2 separate regions of the Homo sapiens genome follow, and region 1 is linked to region 2. A link is an interaction called in ENCODE POLR2A ChIA-PET data of the cell type or tissue named here. Cell type or tissue: OCI-LY7. All regions are shown on one strand.

Evidence for each region. ChIA-PET counts read pairs that join two places held together with the same protein. Peaks named below come from ENCODE experiments on the same cell type or tissue, not always from the same donor. Only the 100,000 strongest peaks of a DNase experiment are listed, where the experiment ranks them.
Region 1: POLR2A ChIA-PET joins it to region 2 with 10 read pairs; 17 of 35 experiments call an interaction of 5 or more read pairs at or near these places.

The regions. Positions count from the first base shown.
Region 1 is chr19:18,136,012-18,144,011 of GRCh38, reverse strand. MAST3 (microtubule associated serine/threonine kinase 3) reads right to left here. Exons shown (of 28, transcript NM_001393504.1): 19 at 6,651-6,773; 20 at 4,888-4,997; 21 at 1,997-2,130; 22 at 5-249. It overlaps LOC124904650 (a long non-coding RNA gene), which reads left to right and starts at 244. Exons shown (of 3, transcript XR_007067153.1): 1 at 244-351; 2 at 1,952-2,153; 3 at 4,862-4,923. In OCI-LY7, no CTCF peak of the experiment used is centred here; no DNase peak of the experiment used is centred here.
Region 2 is chr19:18,288,715-18,296,714 of GRCh38, reverse strand. It overlaps LOC124904653 (a long non-coding RNA gene), which reads left to right and starts at 3,872. Exons shown (of 2, transcript XR_007067155.1): 1 at 3,872-4,143; 2 at 4,828-6,125. RefSeq lists silencers at 1,891-1,970, 1,830-2,012, 3,097-3,299, 4,254-4,423, 4,874-5,303 and 1 more, enhancers at 2,249-2,888, 3,444-3,523, 2,889-3,527, 3,528-4,167, 4,168-4,806 and 1 more and cis regulatory regions at 2,933-5,488, 6,068-6,436. In OCI-LY7, no CTCF peak of the experiment used is centred here; DNase peaks (open chromatin) are centred at 1,964, 3,664, 4,434 and 4,964; H3K4me3 peaks cover 2,795 bases; H3K27ac peaks cover 2,611 bases.

The DNA of each region.
Region 1 (8,000 bases), 150 kb after region 2:
TTACCAGAAAGGCTCGAGGGCTTGGGCATCACTGGGGTGGCCGCTGGTGGGGGGTCAGGCTCCCCTAGAATGAAGACGGGCCTCTTGGGGCCTGCAGGGCCTGGGCCTACCCCCTCATCCTCTGATGAGAAGGCAAACTTGGGCATTGTGTCCAGGCTGATGGTATTCAGGAGAGATGGGCTGGGACCCCGCTCGGGCTGGGACGAAGATGACTGACAGGAGGATCCAGAGGATGTCCAGGACCTCAGCCTGCAGGGAGGAAGAGCCTGCATCACCCCTGCCAGGCACCTGCACCCCAGGATACTCAGCCACCTTCATGGCCACATCTTAACTCTCAGTCTGCAGTCAAGGGTAATTTGCATAGACAGGACGAGTTCCTTCTGTCTGCACTGTCCTCTCTGTCCACCTGGAGACCGCTTATTCACCTTTTTTTTTAAAGACAGGGTCTCACTCTGTCACCCAGGCTGAAGTGCAGTGGTGCAATCTCAGCTCACTACAACCACTGCCTCCAGGGCTCAAGTGAGTCTCCTGCCTCAGCCTCCCAAGTAGCTGGGATTATGGGTGCCTGCCGCCACACTGGGCTAATTTTTGTATTTTTAGTAGAGACGGGGTTACACCATGTTGGCCAGACTGGTCTTGAATTCCTGAGCTCAAGTGACCTGCCTGCCTTGGGGTCCCAAAGTGCTGGGATTACAGGCGTGAGCCACTGCACCCGGCTTCCTATTCAACTTTTAAAACCCAGCTTCCAGGCTGGGTGCAGTGGCTGACACCTATAATTCCAGCACTTTGGGAGGCTGAGACAGGAGGATTGTTTGAGGCCAGGAGTTCGAGACCAGGGCGGGCAACATAAGGAGACCCCATCTCTGCAATTTTTTGTTTTTTGTTTTGTTTTTTTTTTTTGAGACAGAGTCTCGCTCTGTCACCCCGGCCGGAGTGCAGTGGCACGATCTTGGCTCACTGTAACCTCCGCCTCCCAGGGTCAAGCAATTCTCGTGCCTAAGCCTCCCAAGTAGCTGGGATTACAGGCGTGCACCACTATGCCCGGCTAAATTTTTGGAGTTTTAGTAGAGATGGGGTTTTGCCATGTTGACCAGGCTGGTCTTGAACTCCTGACCTCAGGTAATCCACCTGCCTCGGCTTCCCAAAGTGTTGGGATTACAGGTGTAAGTCACTGCACCTGGCCTACAAAAAATTGCTTAAAAAATTAGCCGGGTGCCGTGGTGCACGCCTGTAGTCCCAGCTACTTGAGAGGATCTCTTGAGCCCAGGAGTCTGAGGCTGAAGTGAGCTATGATCGTGCCACTGCACTCCAGTCTGGGAGACAGAGTGAGAACCAGTCTCTTAAAAAAAGAAAAAAAAAAAAGGCCGGGCACATTGGCTCACGCCTGTAATCCTAGCACTTTGGGAGGTTGAGGAGGGCGGATCACGAGGTCAGGAGACCGAGACCATCCTGGCTAACATGGCAAAACCCCGTCTCTACTAAAAATATAAAAATTAGCCGGGTGTGGTGGCAGGTGCCTGTAGTCCCAGCTACTCGGGAGGCTGAGGCAGGAGAATGGCGTGAACCCGGGAGGCGGAGCTTGCAGTGAGCCGAGATTGCGCCACTGCACTCCAGCCTGTGCGACAGAGCGAGACTCCGTCTCAAAAAAAAAAAAAAAAAAAAAAGGCCAGCTTCCAACACCCATCCTCTAGCAGACATTGACTGTTTCTGTTGGGTCTGAGCTTTGAAGGATGAACAGGAGTTAGTAAGCAAAGGGCATTCTGGACAGAAGGAAAAGTGTGCCTAGCAGCATGATGGTACACAGCTGTTTTATGTTTGCATGGTGAGGAACACAGAGCCAAAGGGAGCAAGGTTGCCAGGGACCTGATAGGCTGGTCAATATGTTTGACCCTTTTCTACTTGGCCACTAGGAAGCTCCCTTTGCATCAGATTTTGTGTCTCTACCTCCCAGCAGGCTTGGAAGCTGGATCTGCCTACACTTCCCCAGGCCACTTACCGGATGTCAGCACTCAGCCGGCGGCCATAGTCCACTTCGCTGCGCTCCCACCCCTCCTCCCGGTCTTCACTGAAGCTCCTTTCAGCGAAGGTAGGAGTGGGCTGGACGGCCAGGAACTCAGAGCTGCTGTAGACCTGGGAGGCAAGACAAAAGAATGGTAAGCCGGGTGCGGTGGCTCATGCCTGTAATCCCAGCACTTTCAGAGGCCCAGCTGGGAGGATCACTTGAGCCCAGGAGTTTGAGACCAGCCTGGGCAACATAGCAAAACCCTGTCTCAAAAAAAGAAAAAAAAAGAAACCCAAACAAAAAAACCAGTAACAAAGGTGGCAAGAAAGCTGGCTTAGACCAGGCCTGGTGACTTATGCCTGTAATCCCACCACTCTGGGAGGCTGAGGTGGGCGGATCACTTGAGGTCAGGCGTTCAAGACCAGCCTGGTCAACATGGTGAAAACCCGTCTCTACTAAAAATACAAAAATTAGCTGGGCGTGGTGGCACATGCCTGTAGTCCCAGCTACTTGGAAGGCTGAGGCAGGAGAATGGCTTGAACCCAGAAGGCGGAGGTTGCAGTGAGCCGAGATTGTGCCACTGCACTCCAGCCTAGGAGACAGAGCGAGACTCTGTTTCAAAAAAAAAAAAAGAAAGCTGGCTTAGTCCAGTGATTCCTATGTACCAGTTGCTTCAGTATGAGTCACTTCTCTAAATCCTCACTCCCCACATCCCTAAAAGAGCATAGACTTTAGCCCATTGTACAGATGGAAAAACTGAGGCTCAGGGGCCAGGCTACCAAGCTGCGTTTTTGCTGTTGACTAGAAAGTCCTGCCTGGGGCCCAGGCCTAAAGCAGAGTGGAGCATTTTTTGATCAGATCATAAAAAAAGTAGGGAATGTAAGTTAAGCTCGTGAGGTTATAAAATAACATCCAGGGCCAGGTGCGGTGGTTCATGCCTTTAATCCCAGGACTTTGGGAGGCTGAGGCAGGCGGATCGCTTGAGGACAGGAGTTTGAGACCAGCCTGGGCAACATGGTGAAACCTGGTCGCTACTAAAAATACAAAAATTAGCCGGGTGTGGTGGCGCGCACCTGTAATCCCAGCTACTCGGGAGGCTGAGGCAGGAGAATCGCTTGAACCCAGAAGGTGGAGGTTGCAGTGAGCTGAGATTGCACTATTGCACTCCAGCCTGGGCAACAGAGCAAGACTCCATCTCAATAAATAAATAAATAAGTAAATAAACTAAAATGGTACCTGTATTCACAAGGTGGAATAGACCCAAATGTGCATCAAAGATGGGTGGATAAACAATGTGTTCCATCCATATGATGGAATATTACTCAGCCATAAAAAGGAAGCAAGCACTGGTCCACACTGCAGTAGGGATGAGCCTTGAGTACGTGATGCTGAGTAAGAGAAGCCAGACCCAAAAGGCCACATAGTGTGAATTGCATTGATATGAAATGCCCAGAACAGGCAAATCCATAAAGATGGAAGCTGAAGGAGGACAAATGGGGAGTGGTTGCTAATGGGTACAAATTTTTGGGGGAATCAAACATTTGAGAGCTAGATAGAGGTGATGGTTGCACAACATTATGAATGTGCTGAATGCCACGAAATTGTACACTTTATTATTATCATTATTTTTTGAGACAGAGTCTCGCTCTGTCGCCCAGGCTGGAGTGCAGCGCTGTGATCTCAGCTTACTGCAGCCTCCACCTCTGGGGGTTCAGGCAATACTCTTGCCTCAGCCTCCCGAGTAGCTGGGGTTACAGGCACCCACCACCGCCTGGCTAATTTTTGTATTTTTAGTAGAGACAGGGCTTCACCATGTTAGTCAGGCTGGTCTTGAACTCCTGACCTCAAGTGATCCGCCTGCCTCGGAAATTGCCTTAAAATGGCTAAAACAGGCCGGGCACGGTGGCTCACGCCTGTAATCCCAGCACTTTGGGAGGCCGAGGCAGGTGGATCACGAGGTCAGGAGATCGAGACCATCCTGGCTAACACGGTGAAACCCCGTCTCTACTGAAAATACAAAAAATTAGCCGGGCGTGGTGGCGGGCACCTGTAATCCCAGCTACTTGGGAGGCTGAGGCAGGAGAATGGCGTGAACCCGGGAGGCGGAGCTTGCAGTGAGCAGAGATCACGCCACTGCACTCCAGCCTGGGCAAAAGAGCGAGACTCTGTCTCAAAAAAAAAAAAAGAAAAAAAAAAAATGGCTAAAACAAAAGCAAATTAAAACAACAAAACAAAATAAAAAAATACAAGGCCGGGTGCGATGGCTCATGCCTGTAATCCCAGCGCTTTAGGAGGCCGAGGCGGGCAGATCATGAGGTCAAGAGTTTGAGACCAGCCTGGCCAACATGGTGAAACACCATCTCTACTGAAAATACAAAAAAATTTGACCAGGTGTGGTGGCTCATGCCTGTAATCCCAGCACTTTGGGAGGCTGAGGCAGGAGGATAGCCTGAGGTCAGGAGTTTGAGACCAGCCTGGCCAACATGGTGAAACCCCATCTCTATTAAAAATACAAAAATTAGCTGGGCGTGACGGCATGCGCCTGTAATCCCAGCTACTCGGCAGGCTGAGGCAGGAGAATCGCTTGAACCTGGAAGGCAGAGGTTGCGGTGAGCCGAGACTGCGCCATTGCACTCCAGCCTGGGCAACAGAGCGAGACTCCATCTCAAACAAAACAAAACAAAAAACCAATACAATTCCTAGCACTTTGGGAGGCTGAGGTGGGAGGATCACTTGAGTTCAGGAGTTGGAGACCAGCCTGGGCAGCATAGCAAGACCTCATCTCTACAGAACAAAACAAAGCAAAATCAAAAAACAGATACGAAAGCAAACAGACATCATGCAATGTTTTCTGAGCAGTGGCTCCCCTCGGGACCCGGGCCCACCTTGCTGAACCGGTGGGAGCAGGAGGAGAACTGGGGGATCTCTGTGGACGATTCTTCATCATTGGTCTCGTCGTCCTCGGAGCCCAGATGGCGGTAACGTTCCGAACGTGCTGTGGGAGGGAGAGGCACATGCAGCACGCCTGATGCCCAGAGATGATCTCAAGGGCGGTGTGGCAATACGGGGAGGGCATCTCAGGATAGGGTCACTGCCAGGGCAAAGGCTCTGAGGTGGGACAGTGCCTGGTGTGTTTAAGGACCACGGGAGGCTTGGGCGGCAGAGCAGATATCTGGGGATCAACACCAGCTGTGTCCCTAAAAAGTTGTGGGGCCGGGTGCGGTGGCTCACGCCTGTAATCCCAGCACTTTGAGAGGCCAAGGTGGGTGGCTCACTTGAGGTCAGGAGTTTGAGACCAGCCTGGCCAACATGGTGAAACCCCATCTCTACTACAAATACAAATATTAGCTGGGCAGTAGTGGTAAGCGCCTGTAATCCCAGCTACTTGGGAGGCTGAGGCAGGAGAATCGCTTGAACCCGGGAGGCAGAGGTTGTGGTGAGTCGAAATCGCACCACTGCACTCCAGCCTGGGTGACAGAGCAAGACTCCATCTCAAAAAATAAATAATTAAAAAGTTGTGGGACCAATTAGCCAAGCATGGTGGCAGGCACCTGTAATCCCGACTACTCGGGAGGCTGAGGCAGATAATTGCTTGAAACCGGGAGGTAGAAGTTCCAGTAAGCCGAGATCGCGCCACTGCACTCCAGCCTGGGCGACAGAGTGAGACTCCGTCTCAAAAAAAAAAAAAACAGGTTGTGGGACCAGGGGCGGGAATTCCTATTTCTGAGCTTCAGTGATTCCTTGAAATGGGTCACACAGAATTAGGTAAAATTGCGCATCTTTTTTTTTTTTTTTTTTTTTCAGGCAGTTTTGCTCTTGTTGCGCAAGCTGGAGTGCAATAGTGCCATCTCAGCTCACTGCAACCTCCACCTCCTGGGTTCAAGCAATTCTCGTGCCTCAGCCTCCCAAATAGCTGGGATTACAGGCATGTACCACCATGCCTGCCTAATTTTTTGTATTTTTAGTAGAGATGGGGTTTCTCCATGTTGGTCAGGCAGCCTGGTCTCGAACTCCTGACCTCAGGTGATCTGCCCACCTCAGCCTCCCAAAGTTCTGGGATTAAAGGCTTGAGCCACTGCGCCTGGCCAAAATTGTGCATCTCCAACATAAAGGATGTTCCTCATTTTACAGAAGAGGAAACAGAAGCTCAGAGAAGACCTCTGACATGAAGCAAGTTCTGAAGGAGGTGCTGGACACTGAAGGGCAGGAACCCCAAGTGGGGAGAGAGAGAGTCATTCCTCAGAGCTCACCTACAGTGCCCCTGCAGGGACGCCTCCAAAAAAGCTGCACTAGGCGCCCTACCCTCCTGGGTAACAGATGGGGCCCCATGCCTGGTCAGGGACGGACACCCAGGAGGCCCAACTTGCTGGGGAACCCCAGACAAGGGTCTGCCACACTTGGTGCCTTGGTTTCTCCTTCTGAAGCCTGAGGGATGCTGTGGCCTCCTGAGCCCAGACACACAGGAAATCCAGCCAGGGGGCGGCCGACACACGCCCTAGATTCTTGGAAGGCTCAGGAAGTCGGAAGCTCCAGGCCTAAGGTGAGGTGCCAAGCTCGGGTGGAATGCCTGGCACACAGCCCTCTGCCCCCAGGGACTGAGGGATGGCAGAGCACCCCCCGCCCCCCCTCCAGGGGGATCCCTCCTTACTGTCAAAGTAGCTGGTATCATCCTCAGCTTCGAGCTGGGGCACGAACTCGGCTTTGTGTCGGAGAAGCCCTGCCCAGTCCAGGGCCAGGAAAAAGGGGTGCTGCTTCACTTCGTGGGTGCCACCTGCAGATATGCCCCGCTGAGCCCTGCAGGTCCTCACCTCACCCGCCACAGGATGCCCCCCTACCCCCACTGCCCATGCTGGACACATAGTAGGGACAACACAGAACCAGAAAAATGGGCCGGGCGCAGTGGCTCACACCTGTAATCCCAGCACTTTGGGAGGCCAAGAAGGGAGGATCACCTGAGGTCAGGAGTTCGAGACCAGTCTGGCCAGCATGGCAAAACCCCATCTCTTCTAAAAACACAAAAATTAGCCGGGTGTGGTGGCTGGTGCCTGTATTCCCAGCTACTCGGGAGGCTGAGGCAAGAGAATCGCTCGAACCTGGGAGGTGGAGATTGCAGCAGTGAGCTGAGATAGCACCACTGCACTCCAACCTGGGCAACAAAGCAAGACTCTGTCTCAAAAAACAACAACAACAACAACAACAAAGAACCAGAAAAATGGGAACAAAAATCCGCTGTCATTTAGGAGCCTGGAGAGGGACGAAGCCAGGATTCAAACCCAGGCCAGCAGCCAGGCATGGTGGCTCATGCCTGTAATGCCAGCACTTTGGGAGGCTGAGGCGGGCAGATCACTTGAGGTCAGGAGTTTGAGACCAGCCTGGGCAACATGGTGAAATTTCGTCTCAATTTCGTCTCTACCAAAAGTATAAAAATTAGCCGGGCATGATGGCACATGCCTGTGGTTCCGGCTACTCGGGAGGCTGAGGTGGGAGGATCGCTTGAGCCTGGGAGGCGGAGGTTGCAGTGAGCCAAGATTGTGCAACTCCACTCCAGCCTGAGTGACAGAGTGAGATCTAATCTCAAAAAAATAAAAAAGCACCCAGGCTGCCCAGGTTCCAAAGATTCTGCCCTTCTCTCTGCTGCCATCTGGGACCACACCGCCTAGAGAAAGCCCAGAGCCTTACGAGGGCCTCCTTCCCGGGCTTCTCCCACTTCTGCTCCACAGAGCAGGTGATGATCCCCGACCTTGGACCCAACCGTCTCCCATAGCAAAGCCTCAGTCATGAACAGGAGCCATAGTGGCCACGTGATGGGTGGCTGCATGAGTCTCAAACGGTCCCTTAATGATTAACCAGGTGGCTGGGAAAACTGGGACAGTGGGATCTTCTGGGCTGGGCCTTTGACACAGGTCCTGGTGACTTTACAGCCTCACACACTTATTCAGGCTCAGTGCTCCATATGGGCACCAGACCCAGCTACTTTCTATTCTTTCCAAGGTCTTGT
Region 2 (8,000 bases):
CCAAGGTGGGCAGATCACCTGAGGTCAGGAGTTCAAGACCAGCCTGGCCAACATGGTGAAACCCCGTTTCTACTAAAAATACAAAAATTAGCAGGGTGTGGTGCCGTGTGCCTGTAATCCCAGCTACTCGGGACGCTGAGGCAGGTGAATCGCTTGAACCCGGGAGATGGAGGGGGCAGTGAGCTGTGACTGCGTCACTGCACTCCATCCTGGGCAACAGAGTGAGACTCCATCTCAAAAAAAAAAAGAGAGAGAGAGAGAAAGAAAGAAAGAAAGCCAGCCAAGAATTAAATATGATCAATTCCAGGTGAGTGAGTCTCCCAGACAGTGGGAACAGCATGTGCAAAGACCCCGAGGTGGGAATACATAGCTGTACCCAAGGGAAAGCTGGCATGGAACAAGTGAGTGGGGAGAAGAAGAGGGGAATAGACGGCAGCTGCTGGGGGGCCTGGGGATATGGGGAAGGATCTAAGATGGACTCAGATGGGAAAACAGAGAGATTGAGAGATGCAGGAAGAGAGAGGGAGCAAGACTAGGAGAACAAGGAAGAGATAGGGCCTCAGCATCTCAAGGCCTGGCTCCAAGTAGCCAAGGAGGCCTTGTCCTCACCCAAGTCCCTGCACCCCAGACTGCTGATACCCTGCCTGCATCGACAGTGGCAACCACCATGTGCCCAGAAGGATGTCAGTACACGGTAAGTGCTCCAAAAATGTTGAGTGAATGGATGAACACAGGAATGGATGGATGGGTGGGTGTGTGGTAAGTGGATGGGTGGCTGGATGAATAGGTGGATTGGTGGATGGAAGGGTGGATGGTGGACGGATGGGTGGATGGTGGATAGGTGGATGGGTGGATGGATGGGTGGATGGATGGGTGGGTGGGTAGATAGGTGGATGGGTGGATGGTGGATGGATGGGTGGATGAGTGGATGGTGGATGGATGGATTGGTGGGTAGATAGGTGGATGGATGGATGGATGGTGGATGGGTAGATGGTAGATGGATGAGTGGATGGTGGATGGATGGTGGATGGGTAGATGGTAGATGGATGAGTGGATGGTGGATGGATGGTGGATGGGTAGATGGTAGGTGGATGGTGGATGGATGGTGGATGGGTAGATGGTGGATGGATGGGTGGATGGTGAATGGGTGGATGGTGGATACATGGGTGGGTGGGTAGATAGGTGGATGGGTGGATGGATGGGTGGATGGGTGGGTGAGTGGATGGTGGATGGATGGGTCAGTGGGTAGACAGGTGGATGGATGGCTGGTGGATGGTTAGGTGGTGGATGGGTGGACGGTGGACGGATGGTGGATGGGTGGATGGTGAATGGGTGGATGGTGGATGCATGGGTGGGTGGGTAGATGGATGGATGGTGGGTAGATGGATGGATGGTGGATGGGCAGATGGTGGATGGGTAGATGGTGCATGGATGGATGGCCGCTGGGTGGAGGAATGGATGGATGGATGAATGGGTAGATGGTGGATGGATGGGTGGATGATGGACTGATTGGTGGATGATGGATGGGGGATGAGTGGATGGTGGATGGGTGGATAGATGGACAGGTGGGTGGATGGATGGTAGATGGGCAGATGGTAGATGGATGGGTGGATGGTGGATGGATGGGGGATGAGTGGATGGTGGATGAGTGGATGGATGGGTGAGTAGGTAGATGGGCGGATGGCTGATAGAGGGAGGAAGACCTGACACTGAGGTCCGCTCCATGAGAAGCAGCGTCTCCCACCTTCCAGCAGATGACTGAGTGGTGTCTGGTGGAGGAACTTGTCCAGTCCTTCCCGAGGTCTCACCCACCCCTCTGCAGCCTCAGAAGACACCCCCAGGGTGGAGGCTGGAAAGTTGGGGCTGGACAGGGTGCTATGAGCGTAGGCCAAGCAGAGGCGTGCCGGCCGGGTACCAGATGCTGCTACCTGCCTCTGCCGCTGAGTCAGCATCACCATGGCAACTGGCCCTGCCGGATGCTTCTCTGGGCACATCCCCGTCACTGCAGCCACCACCGTCACAGCCGCCTCCTCACAGGGGGCAGGGGGAGCAGCTATTTTTACACAGTTTGTGTGCAGCACTCAGGGGCCAGGGTGCTCACCTTCCCTACACCCCCTCCCCTGTTAGTGTCAGCCCCACCATCTCCTGAAGGGGGCTTGGGAGGATGTTGTCACCTGGGGTGGGCATTGTGAGAACAGATGAGGGACATGTACAAGGGCTGAGTGGCTGGACTGCAGGAGAGAAGAGAGCCAGGGGCGATGATGGGGAAGACTGGCCACAGCAGGGAGCCACAGAGGGTGTGGGGAGGCCAGAGGGGCACTGACGGAGGGCACAACAGGGGTCCCTGTGACCCTGGGCAACCTCCACATCCCCAAAGCCTCCCCTGCTGCTTCTGGAGCATGCATAATGGTAGGAAAAGTGAGGCAGGGAGAGCAGTCACAGGCTCCACCTGGGCTGGCCAAGGACTCAAGCCACCCCCCACCCTCCCTGCTTAGGATCTGGAGGCCCCTGTAATCCTCCATCTCTCCTCACCCTGCGCCACGCCTCCTCCTGGATGTTCCCTTAACACACCTCAAATTCAGCCCGGGTACAGTGGCTTACGCCTGTAATCCCAACACTTTAGGAGGCTGAGGCGGACGAATCACGAGATCAAGAGGTGGAGACCATCCTGGCCAATATGGTGAAACCCTGTCTACTAAAAATACAAAATTAGCTGGGCATCGTGGCGCACGCCTGTAATTCCAGCTACTCGGGAGGCTGAGGCAGAAGAATCGCGTGAACCTGGTAGGTGGAGGTTGCAGTGAGCTGAGATCGCACCACTGTACTCCAGCCTGGGGGACAGAGGGAGACTCCTCTCAAAAAACAAACAAACAAATACCTCAAATTCCTCCCCAGGGCCTTTGCACGTGCTACTCCAGCTTTCAGGAACACCCTTCCCTGGGGCATCCTCATGGTGGCCCTGCTGCTGGTATCATGGATCCTCTGGCCCCCCCCACCCCACACTCCCTCCGCCTGCTGTCATTTGCTTTCTCACCACCTGACTTTATATCATTCACTTCTTTCAGTTGTTCCCGTCCCAAGAATGAGGGGCCACTGAGTCACCTCACAGCACATAGCCCACACTTCGCTTCGCTGGGCTCCTCTCTGATGTTTTCAGGGACAGGGCGGGGACTTGGGTTGACCGATGGCTCCAAAGGCAGGCATGACCTTCCTTTCAGGCCACAAGGCCCTATCAGAAGTCAGCAGTCAGTGCGTGAGCCAGGCCTGGAGGCTAACACCAGGGCCAGGAGTTATTCCACCACAGGTTCCTCCAGGAAGCCGCCTCCTACCGGGAGCCTGCCTGGGTGCCTCCAGGCCACACCCGGAGCTCCACCTCCCTTACCTGGTTGTCTCTCTGTCTCTGTCTTGCTCCTAGATTTTTTTCCAGCCTCCCTCTCCCGCTGTCTCTCCTTCCAACTCATTTTTTTTTCTCTTGGTTTATTTCCAAGCCACGATATTGCTTTTCTCTTCCGCTATCTCGAAGCTCTGGCCCTCCAATCAGGAGGCCCGATTTAGTACAGCCTCACCCAGAACGTTGGGGCCGTTCCTTTGGCCTCGATATACCCACTCAATAAATGGGCTTGTCCTAGAGCTTAAGGCCTGCCCCTGGGGGGGAGGAAATTCCGGTGGCGGACACCCTTCCCCATCCCCGGTTCAGGGCCCCGGCGGGGAAGGGGTTAACCACGCGCCGTCCCTTCCCCCCAGCTCTGCATTTAATTAGCAGTCCGGTGGGGCGGCCTCGCTGGGCGGGCGGGGGAAAGGGAGAGAGGGGGTGGAGAGGAGATCGGGGGAGACGGGAGGGAGAAGGGGATAAGGAAGAGGGGAGGGGAAGCTGAAGCAGGAAGGGGAGGGAGAGGAGGGGAGTGAGCGACGGGAGGAGAGGAGGGGGCTGGAGAACCAGCCCGGAATTCACAGACAGCCTCGCAGGTGTCCCCGCTCCAGCCTCTTTCTTGGGGTGCAGTCCCCTCCCACACCCCCTTTTCAAGGCCGAACCCAGCGCCCACACTAAATGTCAACTCTCCCCATTATCCGGTTGAGGAAACTGAGGCCATGCAGAGGTGGTGATGTGCCAAGTCGCAGCTCGGGGCAAACGTTTATTCGCAGGTATTTGCGCAATGGAAAACAAGCCCAAACCAGCTCCAGGTCGTCCGGCGACCTGGAGGAGCTGGGAGGGGGCGGTAGTGTGGGACGCGGGCTAGCGGGCTTAGCACCAGCCAGGCCACGGCCGTTCCCGTGCCTCAATTTCCCTCTCTGCACAGAGCCCAGTAAATTGCTTGCAGGGCCGACCGCCCCCGCCCCCATCCCCGCGGCCTCCAGCGCCGCGTGGGGTGGGGGCCGGGCGGCCGAAGCGTCCGCGTCTACGCGGCACCACTTCGCCCTGACGTTGGCGCTGACGCCACCCGCCAGCTCGCGGCGGGGTCCGGCAGCCCCGGGAAGTTAACTCTTCCACTGCCGCCGACAGCTCCGAGACCTCTCCCCCCGGATCCTTTCTCCCCCCCTCCCATTAGGGGAGGGGCCACACGCTGAGGACCCCGCAGCTAGGCGAGGCAGGAGGCCTCCACCAGCCTCCAGGCCTCTGCCCGCGCCGTTCCCTCCGCCTGGAATGCGCCTCCCGCCCCAACCCAACCCTGTGTTTACTGCGACTTCCCTCCCTTCGGCCTGGCCCTGACCCCTCCGGGGCAGGGCGTGTCCGTGTCTGGCTGCTAGTACCGGCCCGGGGTGGGGTCCTCTCTCCCCAACAACTCGCTGTTTCCAACTCAATGTCTTTCCCCCCATTTTTCATTCGAGAACCATCGAAGACCAGGAAACTTACGGACGTCACCTGGCCAGGGACTGAGCAGCGCCTGCCCAGCTCCTAGGGCTCCCCGCCCCCACCCCTGTACGCGGAGATGCCGTCTCCCGGCGGCGGAGAGGACCCCGCAGGCCCCGCCCTTCCCCAGGGGAAGTGAGAATAGGGTGCCCACCCCCGCATTCTCGCCACTTCCTCCCCGGGAGAGCGAGAGGCGAGGAGCAGGGGGGAGGCGGGAGGCGGGAGGAAGGGGATGCGGGGGCAGCGGGAGGCGGGAAGGCGTGGGGTCTCTCCACTATTGCCCCTGCTGTAGCGCTTAAGGGCCCCATGTGCACGGCCTTTGATACCACTCAGACAACTTTGGGGTCCCCCAAAGTTGCTCCTTCCTTGGGGTCCTTTCTGAATCAACGCGGACCCTGCCGGTGCCTCCCCATCCCCGCAGCCTGGGGCAGCGGCCTCTTCACCCCCTGCCGCCTGCCTTGCCTCCAGTTCCATCTACTCCCCATCTGGGGCCCAGATCCCTTCCGCTGGCTGGGGGCCAGGTCCAGCGCCCCGTCTGCACCAGTCCGGACCCCTAAGCTCGCTCCAGGAACCCCCAGTCTTGGTGCAGAAATGCAGCCCACGATGTGCAGGGCCAACTGGCTTCGAATCTGCCTTCCACATACTGAAGCCTTTCTTGGCTGACAGCCTCAGTTTGTCCATCCGAAAAAAGGGGACAAAGCATATCTAGATGGCTCACGCCTGTAATCCCAGCACTCTGGGAGGCCGAGGCGGACGGATTACTTGAGGTCAGGAGTTCCAGACCAGCCTGGCCAACATGGTGAAATCCCGTCTCTACAAAAATACAAAAATTAGCCGGGCGTGGTGGCGCACGCCTGTAATCCCAGCTACTCAGGAGGCTGAGGCAGGAGAATCACTTGAACCCAGGAGGTGGAGGCTGCAGTGAGCCGAGATAGTGCCATTGCACTCCAGCCTGGGCGACAGAGCAAGACTGTGTCTTAAAAAAAAAAAAAAAGAATACCTGGAGAATGGGTTTCCCATCTTGGCAGCATGAATACTTCCACTCATTCATTAATTCACTCATCCATTCATTATTCTACGAACTCATCCATTATGCTACTTATTGCATTCATTCCTTTACTCATTCACTCATTCATTGATTCACACACCACAGACAGCCAGGGAGGGCGGCGGGCCACAGGGGCCCACATCTCAGTGTGGACAGACGTCAGGGGCCCACAGGACCGTGGGTGGGGACAGCCCCAAGGCTGCAAATAAACGTTTGCCCAGAGCTGCATCCTGGCATGTCACCAAACCAAACCGAAGCCTCCCCAGAGAGGCCCCTGTGGGGTCCCCTGCCCAAGAGGCAGCTGCCTGCCACCTCCCCCACCCCTCCCCATTCAGGCACCACCCTGCCCTCAGTCTGTCAGCGGGGAAATGGCTCAGTACCTGGAAAAGCCACGAGTATGTGGTCGGATGCAGGCAAAACCCACACATCATGGTGGGGGGGGGCACCTACAATAATGGGTTGCATGTTAACAGATCAACACACATTCATCAAGCACCTACTGTGTGCTGGGACCCACGGGACTGGAGCATCTGCCAAGTGGGTCCCTGTGGCCCCTCCTGCCCTTCTGCTTGGGGCTTCCCTGCCTTTGATAAGACTCAGACATTCGAAGTCCAGCCCCAGCCCTGAGTGTTCCTGAGGTGGGAATGCCTGACTTTGCTCTCATTTCATAGTTTTTTGGTTTCCTTCTATTTATAGCAAGAGAAACTGGTTTTCCATTCTTGGTGGTGACATGAAGGTTCCCTTTTAAAATGTATTTACTGAAGTAAAAACAGAAAAGGGGGCCAACTTAAAGGAAAATCGTGAGACCAACCTACAGCATGCTTCTCTAAAATGACCTTGCTTCCAGTCCCCCAGAACATCACCTCTGGGCGGTGAGAACCCACCTGCCCAGCACACAGCGGGCACTCAATAGAGCATGGTCGTCGGGCGCAGTGGCTCATGCCTATAATCCCAGAACTTTTGGAGGTTGAGGCAGGCGGATCACTTGAGGTGAGGAGTTCAAGACCAGCCTGGTCAACATGGAGAAACCCCATCTCTACTAAAAATACAAAAATTAGTTGGTGTGGTGGCATGTGCCTGTAATCCCAGCTACTCTGGTGGCTGAGGCACTAGAATTGCTTGAACCTGGGAGGCAGAGATTGCAGTGAGCTGAGAACGTGCCACTGCACACCAGCCTCAGAGACAGAGTGACACTTTGTCTCCAAAAAAAAAAAAAAAAAAAAAAGCATGGTTGAATCGATGAATGATGGTATGTGAGTTTGGCCCAAAACAACCAAGAAACAAAAAACCAAACCAGCTTTTTTTTTTTTTGAGACAGGGTCTCGCTCTGTTGCCCAGGCTGGAGTGCAGTGGCACGATCTCAGCTCACTGCAATCTCTGCCTCCCAGGTTCAAGCGATTCTCCTGCCTCAGCCTCCTGAGTAGCTGGGATTACAGGCATGCGCCACCACACCCGGCTAATTTTTCTATTTTTAGTAGAGATGGGGTTTCACCATGTTGGCCAGGCTGGTCTCGATCTCCTCACCTTGTGATCCGCCCGCCTCAGCCTCCCAACCAGCTAATTTTTCTATCTTTTTGTAGAGATGGGTTCTTGCTATGTTGCCCAGGCTGCTCTTGAACTTCTGGGCTCAGGAGATCCTCCTGTCTCTGCCTCTCAAAGAGCTGGGATTATAAGCATGAGCCACCCTGCTCAGACTACAAACCAATTTATCTTTTTTTTTTTTTTTTTTTTTTTTTTGAGACAGAGTCTCACTCTGTCACCCAGGCTGGAGTTCAGTGGTGCGATCTTGGCTCACTGCAAGCTCCGCCTCCCGGGTTCACACCATTCTCCTGCCTCAGCCTCCCCAGTAGCTGGGACTACAGGTACCTGCCCACCACGCCTGGCTAATTTTTTTTTTGTATTTTTAGTAGAGACAGGTTTTCACCGTGTTAGCCAGGATGGTCTCGATCTCCTGACCTCATGATCCGCCCGCCTCAGACTCCCAAAGTGCTGGGATTGCAGGCATGAGTTACGGTGCCTGGCCTCTTTTTTTTTTTTTTTTTTTGGAGACGGGGGTATCGTCATGTTATGTTGGCCAGGTTGGTCTTGAATGCTTGGCCTCAA